Regions from separate parts of the Homo sapiens genome. Here region 1 is linked to region 2. A link is an interaction called in ENCODE POLR2A ChIA-PET data of the cell type or tissue named here. Cell type or tissue: HepG2. All regions are shown on one strand. Each heading gives the region's core, and the rest is flanking DNA. Links, peaks and the distances in the headings are about the cores only.

What was found. ChIA-PET counts read pairs that join two places held together with the same protein. Peaks named below come from ENCODE experiments on the same cell type or tissue, not always from the same donor. Only the 100,000 strongest peaks of a DNase experiment are listed, where the experiment ranks them.
Region 1: POLR2A ChIA-PET joins it to region 2 with 5 read pairs; 3 of 35 experiments call an interaction of 5 or more read pairs at or near these places.

The regions. Positions count from the first base shown.
Region 1 is chr6:25,908,900-25,912,899 of GRCh38, reverse strand. SLC17A2 (solute carrier family 17 member 2) reads left to right here. Exons shown (of 12, transcript NM_001286123.3): 12 at 1-146. Among named protein-coding and RNA genes, the nearest start is that of SLC17A2, 20 kb to the left of the region's middle. In HepG2, for the core only: no CTCF peak of the experiment used is centred there; a DNase peak (open chromatin) is centred at 2,409.
Region 2 is chr6:25,657,353-25,664,953 of GRCh38, reverse strand. SCGN (secretagogin, EF-hand calcium binding protein) reads right to left here. Exons shown (of 11, transcript NM_006998.4): 3 at 3,310-3,402; 4 at 1-11. Among named protein-coding and RNA genes, the nearest start is that of SCGN, 8.9 kb to the right of the region's middle. RefSeq lists an enhancer at 3,551-4,750. In HepG2, for the core only: no CTCF peak of the experiment used is centred there; a DNase peak (open chromatin) is centred at 4,243; H3K4me3 peaks cover 1,344 bases.

The DNA of each region.
Region 1 (4,000 bases), core at 1-4,000, 250 kb before region 2:
GCCATATGTTACAGATCTCAGCACCGATCGGAACTGTAAAGCTATAATCCCCAGAATTAAAGTTTTTATTATTTTTTATACATTGTAAAACATAGACGTTTATTTATGTGATTAAATTCTATTAAAATTTACATGCTAAAATAAAATAGACCATTTTCAAATTATTTAGATCCAGATATTTCCATCAGATTAAACAGATATTTATTTATCCTAGCCCAATTGCAAGAGATTAATGATGAGAAAATGACCAATACAAGATTAAATAAATGAGGTTAACTTAGAAATCAAGGACAGAGAAGATAGAACTGGAAGGCTTGTATTGTGAGAAGAATGAATGTGAAGGAAGGCAATGTAGACACTTCCAGAAGGGATAGCAATATAGTTTAGACCATATAATGAAAATTGGAGAGAGATGACAGAGACACTTTCAAGTGAAATGACAATTTATATGGGGGAGAAAAATATTGAAGACATAACAAGATGAGAAAAGGCATAGAAATGTATCACATACAAGGCATAGAAGTGTATCACATACAAGAGAAGTTCCTTTTGAGCGTAGAAAAAGATAATTTAACCTTCTTCATATTTTTCTTACTTTCCCAAGATACTCAGATAGGCAGCGTCAACTCTAACAGGAATTAATTTGGCTCCTAACACTTAAGACATATCCTTTAGTTTGTCTCCTCACACAGAACTGATTCTGGTTTTGCCACAACATGTCTAGAGAAGAAGTTCCCACCATATTTTAAATCCTATTAAAAAACTGCTTGGACAAGAACCTTGGGTTAATTCAGCAGATGAAGAGAATCTCCTAATGCAAATCAATGGGTATTTTTGAGCAAGTTTTTCAGAAAAACAGAGTGTCAGGCCCTGAGGGTGGTACTAAGATGAGAACATTGATTTTGCCTTCATGATATTGACAACACAAAGAGGAAAGGGGGTTTGCAGAAAACTAAAAGAAGAAGTAGAAGAAAAAAGAAAGACATAGTATAATAGGTAGTCAAATTATGTACAGAAAAAAGAGAAAAAAAAAACAAAAAAGGGTGGGGGACAGACAACCCAACTAAAAAATGGGCCAATGACTTGAACAGGGACTTCATAAAAGAGAAAATGTAAGTGGCTCCTTAACATATAAAAAGATGTTCAACTTCATTAGTCATTACAGAAATGAAAATCAAAACTACAATGAAATACCACTATAAAATTAACTAATGGATAAAATGAAAGGAGATGGAAAACAAAATGTTGCCAGACATGTGGAGCAACTGGAACTTTCATACGTTACGAATGTGAACTTTGGAAAGCTGCTCGGCAATATCTCCTAAAGCTAAATGTACAATTCCAGTGACTCAAACATTTTACTTAGAAATGCACATATACATCCATAAAACATGTACAACAATGTTCATAGGAGCACTATCTGTAATAGCCTGAACAGGAAGTTGTCTGTTAAAAAAAGAATGAGTAAATAAACCACGGTCTATTTGTATAGCAATGAGAATTAACAGACCCCAATATATAATAGATGAATGGGTCTCATAAGCACAATATTGATTAAAGGAAGACAAAACGCACATTCTTTTAAAGGTTTATAAAATACTTTTTAAAAACAGCTACAACCAATCTGTCCTGTTAAAAATCAGTGAGCGATTTCCCTTGTGCAGGGATGGGGGTTGTGGCTGGATGGATGGTACTTAAGAAGTGCTCCTGGGGTACTAGAAATATTTTATTTCTTGACTTGGATGTGTGTTTACTTTGTGAATATTGTACATTTATGATTTGTGCACGTTTATGAATGTAGAAAATAAAACAGAAAGCAAATTCAAAGTATCATCCTTTTGAGAGCTTCTGCTCTGACTTCGTTTTGACCAATGGAGCAGTTGGGAAGGGGTCTTGGTCCTTCGGTCCTTTGCTTTTTTTTTTTTTTTTTTTTTTTTTAGACAGAGTCTTACTCTGTCGCCCGGGCTGGAGTGCAGTGGCTCGATCTTAGCTCACTGAAAGCTTTGCCTCCCGGGTTCATGCCATTCTCCTGCCTCAGCCTCCCCAGTAGCTGGGACTACAGGCACCTGCCACCATGCCCGGCTAATTTTTTGTATTTTTTAGTAGAGACGGGGTTTCACCATGTTAGCCAGGATGGTCTCGATCTCCTGACCTCGTGATCCGCCCACCTGAGCCTCCCAAAGTGCTGGGATTACAGGTGTGAGCCACCGCGCCCGGCCCCTGGTCCTCTGCTTTCATGTTCTTCTTGGTCCTGTTCCTCCTCCTCTTTTGTTGGAACTTCCAGTATCAGAGCAGGAAGGAAGGCAATGGGTCAATCGATGCTGTCAGCTTTTGGATCAAACTGCAAGTTCTCAAACAGCAAAATTAATGAGCTCAGGCTTTGAAGAAACCATGACCCTGAAAGCATCAGTTGCTTCCAATTGCATCAGTTGCCACGGGTGATAAGAACAATGATGACTCAGAATGCCTAGGTTTTCCCAGCAGCTTCTCTGAGGTTTTCCCAGCAGCTTCTCTGATTGATTCCTGACAGATGACTTCGGTGTGTCAGACTTTCAGGGTATCTTTCCTTATGTGATGGTTTGAGGAAGAGTTACCATTCACATTCCTAATGGCTTCAGAATAGATGCAATTGTGAACTGATAGGAAACATTTCTAATTCATCTCCCCTCCCCATCCCTAAAGGATTGTTTCTAACAATAGTCATGAAAATTAATTCACTTTTCTCAAATAGTTTATTGTCATCTACCTAATGATGAGATGACTTACTTTTTCTCCTTGACTGTTAAATATTATGAATTATATTAATGTATTTCTTAATGTTGAGCTTTCCCTTGAATATTCTTTTGATGTACGACAGAATTTGATTCACTAATAGTTTATTTAGGACTTTGGCTGATGTACTGATATATGAGATTGGCTCTGTATGCATACATGTGTTTTGTGTATCTTTTTTGTGTCTGGATATGGAGCTTATGCTGATTTCAAAAACAAGAAAGGAGAACTTTCCTTTTTCCCCATTACTCTGAAAAAGATTGACTAGAATGGAATTTTTATAATTGCTGTTGTTATTTGAAAGCTTGAAAGCATTGGTTTGTAAAAATCATGCAGGCTGAAAGCCATTTTGAGGAGACTTTGATAACTTTCTCAATTTCCTTCAGTTACTGGTCTTTTAAGGGGTTTTATATTTTTCTTTGATCAATTTTGACCATTTATGTTATCTTGGAGGATCATCTATTTTACACACTATTTAAAGTATATTTGCAAAAATTCAACTGTTTTATCAGGCTATCTTTTTAATAATATATTCATTTTATCTATATCTGAGGTTTTAGCTTCTTTGTACTTCTGACCCAATTGCATGTGTGCTTTCTTTCTCCTTCATTAGACTACTTAGTCATTTACTAATTTTAAGAATAGCTTGTCTTTTATTTATTTACTTATTTATTTTTGAGACGGAGTCTCACTCTGTCACCCAGGCTGGAGTGCAGTGGCGCGATCTCGGCTCACTGCAACCTCCGCCTCCCGGGTTCAAGTGATTCTCCTGCCTCAGACTCCCGAGTAGCTGGGATTACAGTCATGCACCACCATGTCTGGCTAATTTCTGTATTTTTAATAGAGATGGGGTTTTGCTATGTTGGCCAAGCTGGTCTCAAACTCCTGACCTTAGATGATCTACCCACCTTGGCCTCCCAAAGTGCTGGGATTACAGGCATGAGCCACTGCGCCCAGCCCTGCTTGTCTTTTTATTTTATATTTGATTAGCTTTATCTTTTATCAAGCTTATGTCCTATTTCCCTTTGCTTTACTTCATATAAATTTTGTTTTGGATAGTTTATTTATTTTTCATTTAATTATGAAACAGGTTAAAGCTTAGAGGAAAATTGCTCCTCTAAGTCCAATTTTGTGGGCAGATTACATTTTGCTGTGTTGTGCTCCCAAATTCATTGTTCTTTTAATGCTTTATTTCTCAAGTTAATAACCTATATAGTAAAAAAGTGGC
Region 2 (7,601 bases), core at 2,198-6,197:
ATACCAGCAAGCTGAAGGAACAGAAAGAATAACAGTCAGGGACACTGGCCAGTGTCCATTTCAAGAGTGCTCCCTGGTAAAAGGCATGGTGGTGCATATTCCAGGGCAGAAGGGCTCAGATCTTCCAGGATGAACAGCTCGGTTTGCAGTTCTGTGCTCTTGATTGACATTCTTTGATTCATTGATTCTTTCAGAAAGTAACACACTCCTACTAAGTATAAATCACTATGGATATCTGCCTTCAATGAGCTTAAAATCTAAAATAATGATGACTATAACATTAATATCAACAATAAATTTGTTAAGTGCTTGATATGTTCCAGGCACTATTCTAAGAACTTCCAATACTAAATTAATTTAATTCCATAATAACAGAAAATAAAAATAGCAAATAATGCTTATGTTTGCCATGCATTATTCTAAATGCTTGTGTATGCTAATTCATTTAATCCTAATGACAATCTATAGGGTACACACATACCATTACTGTTATTTTCTAGTTGAGGAAACTGGTCTATACAGAGATAAGGAACTTGCCAAAGTTTTGTAATTAGTGTGTGATGAAGTCAATATTTCAGCTTGGCGATCTCAAGCCCACACTTTTAATCACTGTGGTTTGCTGGTAAGATGTTGTATACATACAATATTTCAGTGCAAAAGCAGGAATGACTGCTGCCTGGCTTGATACTTGAGTGTTAGCTATGGTTTATATTCTTTTACATTATTAGTGTCTATAAGATACTACAACAGTTGACTCAAGTATGATGAATTCAACCAATCAGCTTTTTTACATGAGCACCAGTTTGACTGATTTACTTCATGCACTCCCTTGAACAAAGTTATAATAATACCTTATTCCCCTATGTAGTTATAATACTTTTTTTCAGGTTTGGCTGTGTTCATTGCCAAACCTAGAGTATTGTAGTGTATGTTGTCTTCTTTCTGAGCTGTTCCCATAAACAATTGTCATTTCTTCTATAACTGAGTAGTTTGCTCAGTGTCTTGTACAATACCACAGAGTGAGTCCACAGCAAATGCTCCAGAAGGGATTTAGGTGTAATTAGCTCACATTCTCATTCATATTTTCTAATTGGATATGGGTCAGCTCAAGGACACACCATGTTAACAATAACTATCAGATGTTGAGTGCCTGCTACATGGCAGGTACCAGCAAGGTGCTTTTGATTTATCATCTCATTAAGTCCTCACACCAGTTTTTCAGGATGAGTATAAATATCCCCTTTTTATCAATGGGAGGCAGTGCAGTTCAATGTGTTATAGGCTTTAGAGTGAAATTAAATTTCTTCTCCATTACTTACTAAGTATTTGATCTTAGGTAATTTAGTTAATATATCTGTGCCTCAGTTTCCTCATTTGGAAAATGGAGATAATAATATTGATATCCTGGTCCTGATGGGAAGACTAAAAGTAAGATGAGCCAGTATTTATAAATTGTTTAGGAACATACCTCATACATATCAATTAGTCAACAAATGATAACTGCCATGTTGGTAAAGATGATAAAATTGAGCTCAGAGAAATTAAGTAACTTGCCTAAGGTTTCATATTCCACCATATTGACTTCATGCTTTTCCCATCAACCTACACAGGGTCAACTGGAACTGGGAACTGCCCTTTGAGACTAAGGGTGGCCTTTTTCCCATCTTGTTTTTTGCTAGAAAATCCAACATGAGTCAAAGTGGGCTGATTTTTATGTCACGACTACCTGTAATTGGAGTAAGTGAAATGGTCAATGGTACAGCAAGGGAATGTAGGGGAAACAAAAGGCCTTGCTGCTCCTTAGACTCACAGACTCATTGCGTTTTAAGGCGCCTTGGGAACGATGCAGTCTTGCACCATCAGTTTTTGTACAAACAACAACCTCAATGACACTCACGTGCAGGATTACAAGACAAAATGGTTGGCCAATTACTTGGGAATGTCTATCTGTTGTTAGTAAGATAATGACATAGTTTTCAGTTATTTGCTATGTTTTTCTCATTCGTTAATTAGGTCAAGAAATACTGAGCACTACTATGTGCTATGCTCTGTTCCAGGTTCTGGAAAATTACAACAGTGAACATGTAGTTATGAATATTTTGTTTAGTGCACCTAACTTGCTGTTTGCATTTACTGTTCTGTTGATACATACATTGATACTTTTACATCCAGTATAATGAGAATTTTTGGTTACATATACAATTTTGCCTTTGATTAAAAGTTTGGAAACAGCTACACTCATAAATCTAGAGTTTAGTTTATTAGTTTTCTGAAAAGGCAGTCTCCTGGTGAACACGCCCACTTTTTATAAAGGGACATTATCCTGCCCTATTAACATAACTTCCTGAAGAAATTATCCTATTATTTTCTTCAATAATATTGACTGCTCAAATATGGCAGTGTCACAGCATCAAGAGACTAGCTCTCCCAGTGTTAGGTAATATGTCTAACAGGCAATTTTGACTATGAAAAAATATCTTAGTTTCAGATTGACTCATTTTCACATACAGATTTATAGCTACATAGTATGAACCTGTATAGATTCATATCTATAAGCAGGGTTCCATTAAAACCATTACCACTTATTTGGTCATGTTATTCTAGGAAAGTAACTCAAGTCCTTATCAGCAAAATAGGGATAATGTTTCATGCCTATCATCATCTTAACTACTATGGGAATACAATAACAAAATATATGTGGAAGTCCTTTCTAAACTGTAAACATTTTTGTAACTGGAAGGAGAAATGATCAGGTAAGTTGTAGACCATCCCCACAGCCCTACACATGTAGTATAGTTACATGCTTTAGTATGTGCTCCATAAAAGTGGGTTGAGTTGAAGTAAAGACACCTATTGTCTGTCGTGCTTTTAATAATCTTAGGGATAGATCTTTCCCACCTGCACTGGGAGCTGATGCTGAAGTTTAACCTTATTTATTATCAGTAAGTTTTTCCTTATATCAATGTTCAATTTGAACAGGACACTGTATAAAGAGACAAATAGTAGATCAAGTAATTGAAAGGCCTCTATCATTTCAATTCCCAAATTATAAAACAGGTACAAATATTGATTGACCTAAATAAAATGATAAAAGAATTGCACACTCTTTGTTACTAAGTAGATGAAAAAGGAGAGGTGATTACTTTTAAAATGCTATCTAGGCCAACTGCCTTTCAGAAATCTCTAATTTCCTGATCAAATGTAAAGTTTCCATTGTCTTTCAAAGAATATTACAGCCCAAGACGATAAAGTAAAGAAAAAAACAGTCAAGAAGAGTAGAGCCATGAAAAATACTGTCAGTAAAGTTACCTCTTTCATCCGAATGCGACCATCTTTAGAGGCATCTTGGGTAGTCATAAACTGCTGTTTCACCTTGTGCAAATTTGCTTTCATGACCGTGTCCTGCAATTGACCAAACAGAGCCACATTAAAGCCACTGGAATCTCAAAGATATAGTTAGGATGGCAAATATTCAAAATATACAGCGTGAAAATTATGTTTTTCAAACATGGAAAGCAGGTTCCTTGACCATTTAAAGTGATTTTACCCTTTTGTAGAAGAGAGAGCAATGCTGGAGATTTCTTGAGCAACCAAGCACTAATCAGAATCTTGACTAGGTACAATTTACAGTTAATGAGTTACTAAAATATTGATGAAAAGAAGCTTAGAGACTAGGGTGCTGAAAGAACAAATTTGAACAGTGTTGTATTTGGTTGTGACAAAAGACTGTATTGTAATTACAGATTTTCTTCCCAATAACTCAGAGATTTTACATTTTTTAACTGAAAAGTCCAGTTCTTCTGGGCCCCCAGGTGTCTGTAACTCATTTTTAATCTTCTTTTGTATTCTCTGAGGAAAAAAACATAATGAGAAGGGAGAAATAATTAAAGAGGAGACCAAAGTAATAAGGTAATTGCCGAGTTAACCAAAGATGTTACAACTCCCTTCTATGTAGAACCTTAATTGTCTTCTTTGGTGGATTTTATGGTTACTACAGTAAAAGTGACATATGTAACCAACAATAAAGAATGAATTCTGATGCAAGGGTTGAGAAGCATAGATAATCCCAAACAGTGCCCAATTGTAAGATTCTAGACTTGCTGAAATTTATGCTAAACTCATTCTCCCTAATACTATCATGCTGTCTCTTGTCCCAAGCCCTCCAGCTGTAAGTTAGAAGGGCTGAGAAGAGGTAATCCTGTTGACTCATTATCCTCCCTGTTGGTGTTGGGGGTGGAGGTGACTCAGCCTTCAGCACACTCTCTGGATGCATCATCCATGCACATGTGTACAGGACAGTTCTCTGGGTGGCCTTGGGCTAACTCAGTTCTTCTGCCTTTCTCACTTGTATTTCTCAAGAATAACCCCAGCATGTGCTGGTAATGCAACATCCTGAGATAAGGAAGAACTTGCCAGAACAACCCAGGTGCAAGATGTCCTAAAACACTTTAGCCCACCACAACATGTTGCTTTCAGGTATAAAACCCAGAAAAGACTGCTTTCTGTCAAGCACCTACCATGTGCCAAACACAATTCTGGCCCCTGGTGATATTATAGTCAGCAAAAGAGACCTGGTCTTTGCCCTCCATCACAGGCTGGTGGAAGGCATCTTTGTCCAGCCTTCCTTTCCACTGAGACCTCTCCCTAATGGGTTACAAAGAAAAGAGGAGACGGTGGAAAGAGAATTGTGGTGGGGAATTAACAGCTGCCACATCCAGTTGCTAAGAATAGGAAAGAAGAGCAGGTGAATAAACATTTTTGGACTGCCAGCCAGAGGATGGGCACTAAGCCATGCTCTTTAACAAATATTATCTCCCTGGATCTTCACAACGGCCCTGGGAGGCAGAAAAAAATGTACTATAACCTTTAGCCCCTGGCTTCCTTGCTGGCCTGCTAGCTTCTTCCTCTTTGGGGACCTTGTTTTTTTCTTTTGTGCTCCAGCTTCTTACATGGAAATTCTCCTTTATCATTTTCCCATCACTGGCTGAGAAAATGTTTCTGTTTTTTTTGTAGTCTTGACTCGGAGGGGCTGTCAGTCCTCACCTCTTCCCATCAGGCTGTCATCTTTTCAGTTGACCTCTTGCATATGGCAAAGAACTTGCCAGAACAACCCATGCTCTGTTTTAGTCCTTCCTAGAACAAAACGTCCTAAAACACTTTAGCCTGGCACAACATGTTGCTCTCAGGCATAAAACCCAGGGAAGACAGCATATGGCAAATGTTTTCCAGTGAGTAGAAAATCTAGTAGAAAAGTAGTACAAACTCTCTACCTTCCAGATCTTAACATATGAAGACTAATACTCAAATTCATGATAATTTTATCCATTGCTGCAACTATAAATCAAAACGTATGATTCCTTCAGATTAGTCTTTGTGATTTAGAAGCAAAAGAATAAAGAAGAAAAAAAATCAGAGGATGTTTGGCACCCTTTCTAAGAATCTGAGACACTACCCTTTCATTTTACTGATGGAGAAAACAGGCCAGAAGGGTGATGCAGCTGAATACTGGCAGAACAATCTTGAAACCAGCATATTTGATATCTGGTCTAGTGCACTTTCCACCGCACCTTGTTGTTGGTTGAGATGAGGCAGAGAACACCTAATGGAGTCATTGCATTCCAACATTAAGTCGTTAATAAATTAGATGGTTCAAACAAAATGCAAGGACAGCTTGATGACTTGCTTTGGGGATTTTTCAGGATGGGTTCTGGCAACTAGTTAGATAACCACAAGCTTTAGATATTATAAGACCCTGAAGGTTTGAAAGCATATTCTTAGAAAACCAGGGAACACTTTGGTCAGCAAAAACAATTTTAATGCTAGGGAAGTTCCTGGGCATTATGCTAGACCTCAGCCCCTGATAATTGTCATCCATCGTACCAACTCATTGCAGGAGGTGGGTGCATAGCAAATGTTTGATGTCGGGTTATAATAGTGAGGTAGAAAAGATGCTGTGAGCTGACAGGATTTAAGCTATTGGATCCTCTAATATCTGATTCTCTAAACTTCCAGGATTGGTGTGGATACTGGATATATAGGGAACTGCCAAGTTTCATGTCAGTCAGTAGTTTGCCTCTTCCCTGTTCAATCATACACAAACTTTTGTCAGCAAGTATAAAGATAGAATTGTACTTCCTTTTTTTTCACTTGTTGCTTTTTTGCTGCAAATGATGATAAATAGATGAAATGCATGCAACAGAAAGAGGTTAATGAATTAATGGTTTGTATAGTTCCCAAATGGATAATAAATAATGAGGAATAAACTTTATTTGAAATAAATTGCAGTGAAGGTGAGTCTCTTTGTGAAAAAATTAAAGTTATATGAACAAGAACTAAAAAATAGCATCTATATGTATAGCTATTCTTTAAAATTATAAACCCAAACCAGTAGCATTTGTGATTGAGATGATGTATCAGTCAAATGGATCTGTGCATCCTAGCCATATCAAGGTCATCTGCTATACCTCTGGCTTTGGTCCTGTATTTAGAAACCCAAAATGATTAAAATAAGAGGACTTAGACAGTCTGACTCTGTCAACATCAACCAAACATACTCATATGGTGATTATAAATGGGGAACAGTGAAGGGTCTAGTTAAAAAAAAAAATGAATACCAGATGGGCATGGTGTCTCATGCCTGTAATCCCAGCACTTTGGGAGGCTCAGGTGGGTGGATCACGAGGGCAGGAGATTGAGACCATGCTGGCTAACATGGTGAAACCCCGTCTCCATTAAAAATACAAAAAATTAGCCATCCGTGGTGGCACGTGCCTGTAGTCCCAGCTACTCGGGAGGCTGAGGCAGGAGAATAGCTTGAACCCGTGAGGCGGAGGTTGCAATGAGCCAAGATCGCACCACTGCACTCCAGCCTGGGCAACAAAGCGACACTCCCTCTCAAAAAAAAAAAAAAAAAAAAAAAAAAAAAAAAAAAAAAAAAAAAAAAAAAAAAAGGATACCTTTCTAAATGAACACACACCAGACTAAAAATGTGAAAAAATACATTAGTGATTTGGAACCAAAGCATCAAGTGAAGAAATGAGAGATAATGCCTGTATCATTTGTCTAAGACAGAGCAAGTCTAACAGGTCCCTGAGGTGACAGTCTGTCTTCTGTCTTCCTTTGAGTAGCCTCCTTTACTCATGAAGGACCAAAGAGTGGTGGTGAGTATGACTTAAGGCATCCTCCAAAGGCTACCCTAGCTTGGAAAACTTGCTCTCATAAACTGGAAATCATATATATATGCACACACACACATACACATATATATATACACGTAATATATATATTATATATATATATAAAATCTTAAAAGCATTTCAGTGTTTAAGAGAGTAAGCTTCAATGATCCTGTGTGGGATAACCCCTTGGTGGATCTGAGGCAAAGTGGGGCATAGAATAAACACTGGGAAAACTAAGGACCCAAGAAGATATTGCGTCAGCATAAGAACATATATGTTGGGTGCTTTTGCAACTAAAAGCACCTTTCACTTGTGTTATCTTATGGGTCTTCACTGTGAAACAGGCAGGCCAAAACATTATTCTAATAATTATTATTTTATGGATAGGAAAATTGAGACCCAGGAGGTTTAAATGGCATGTTG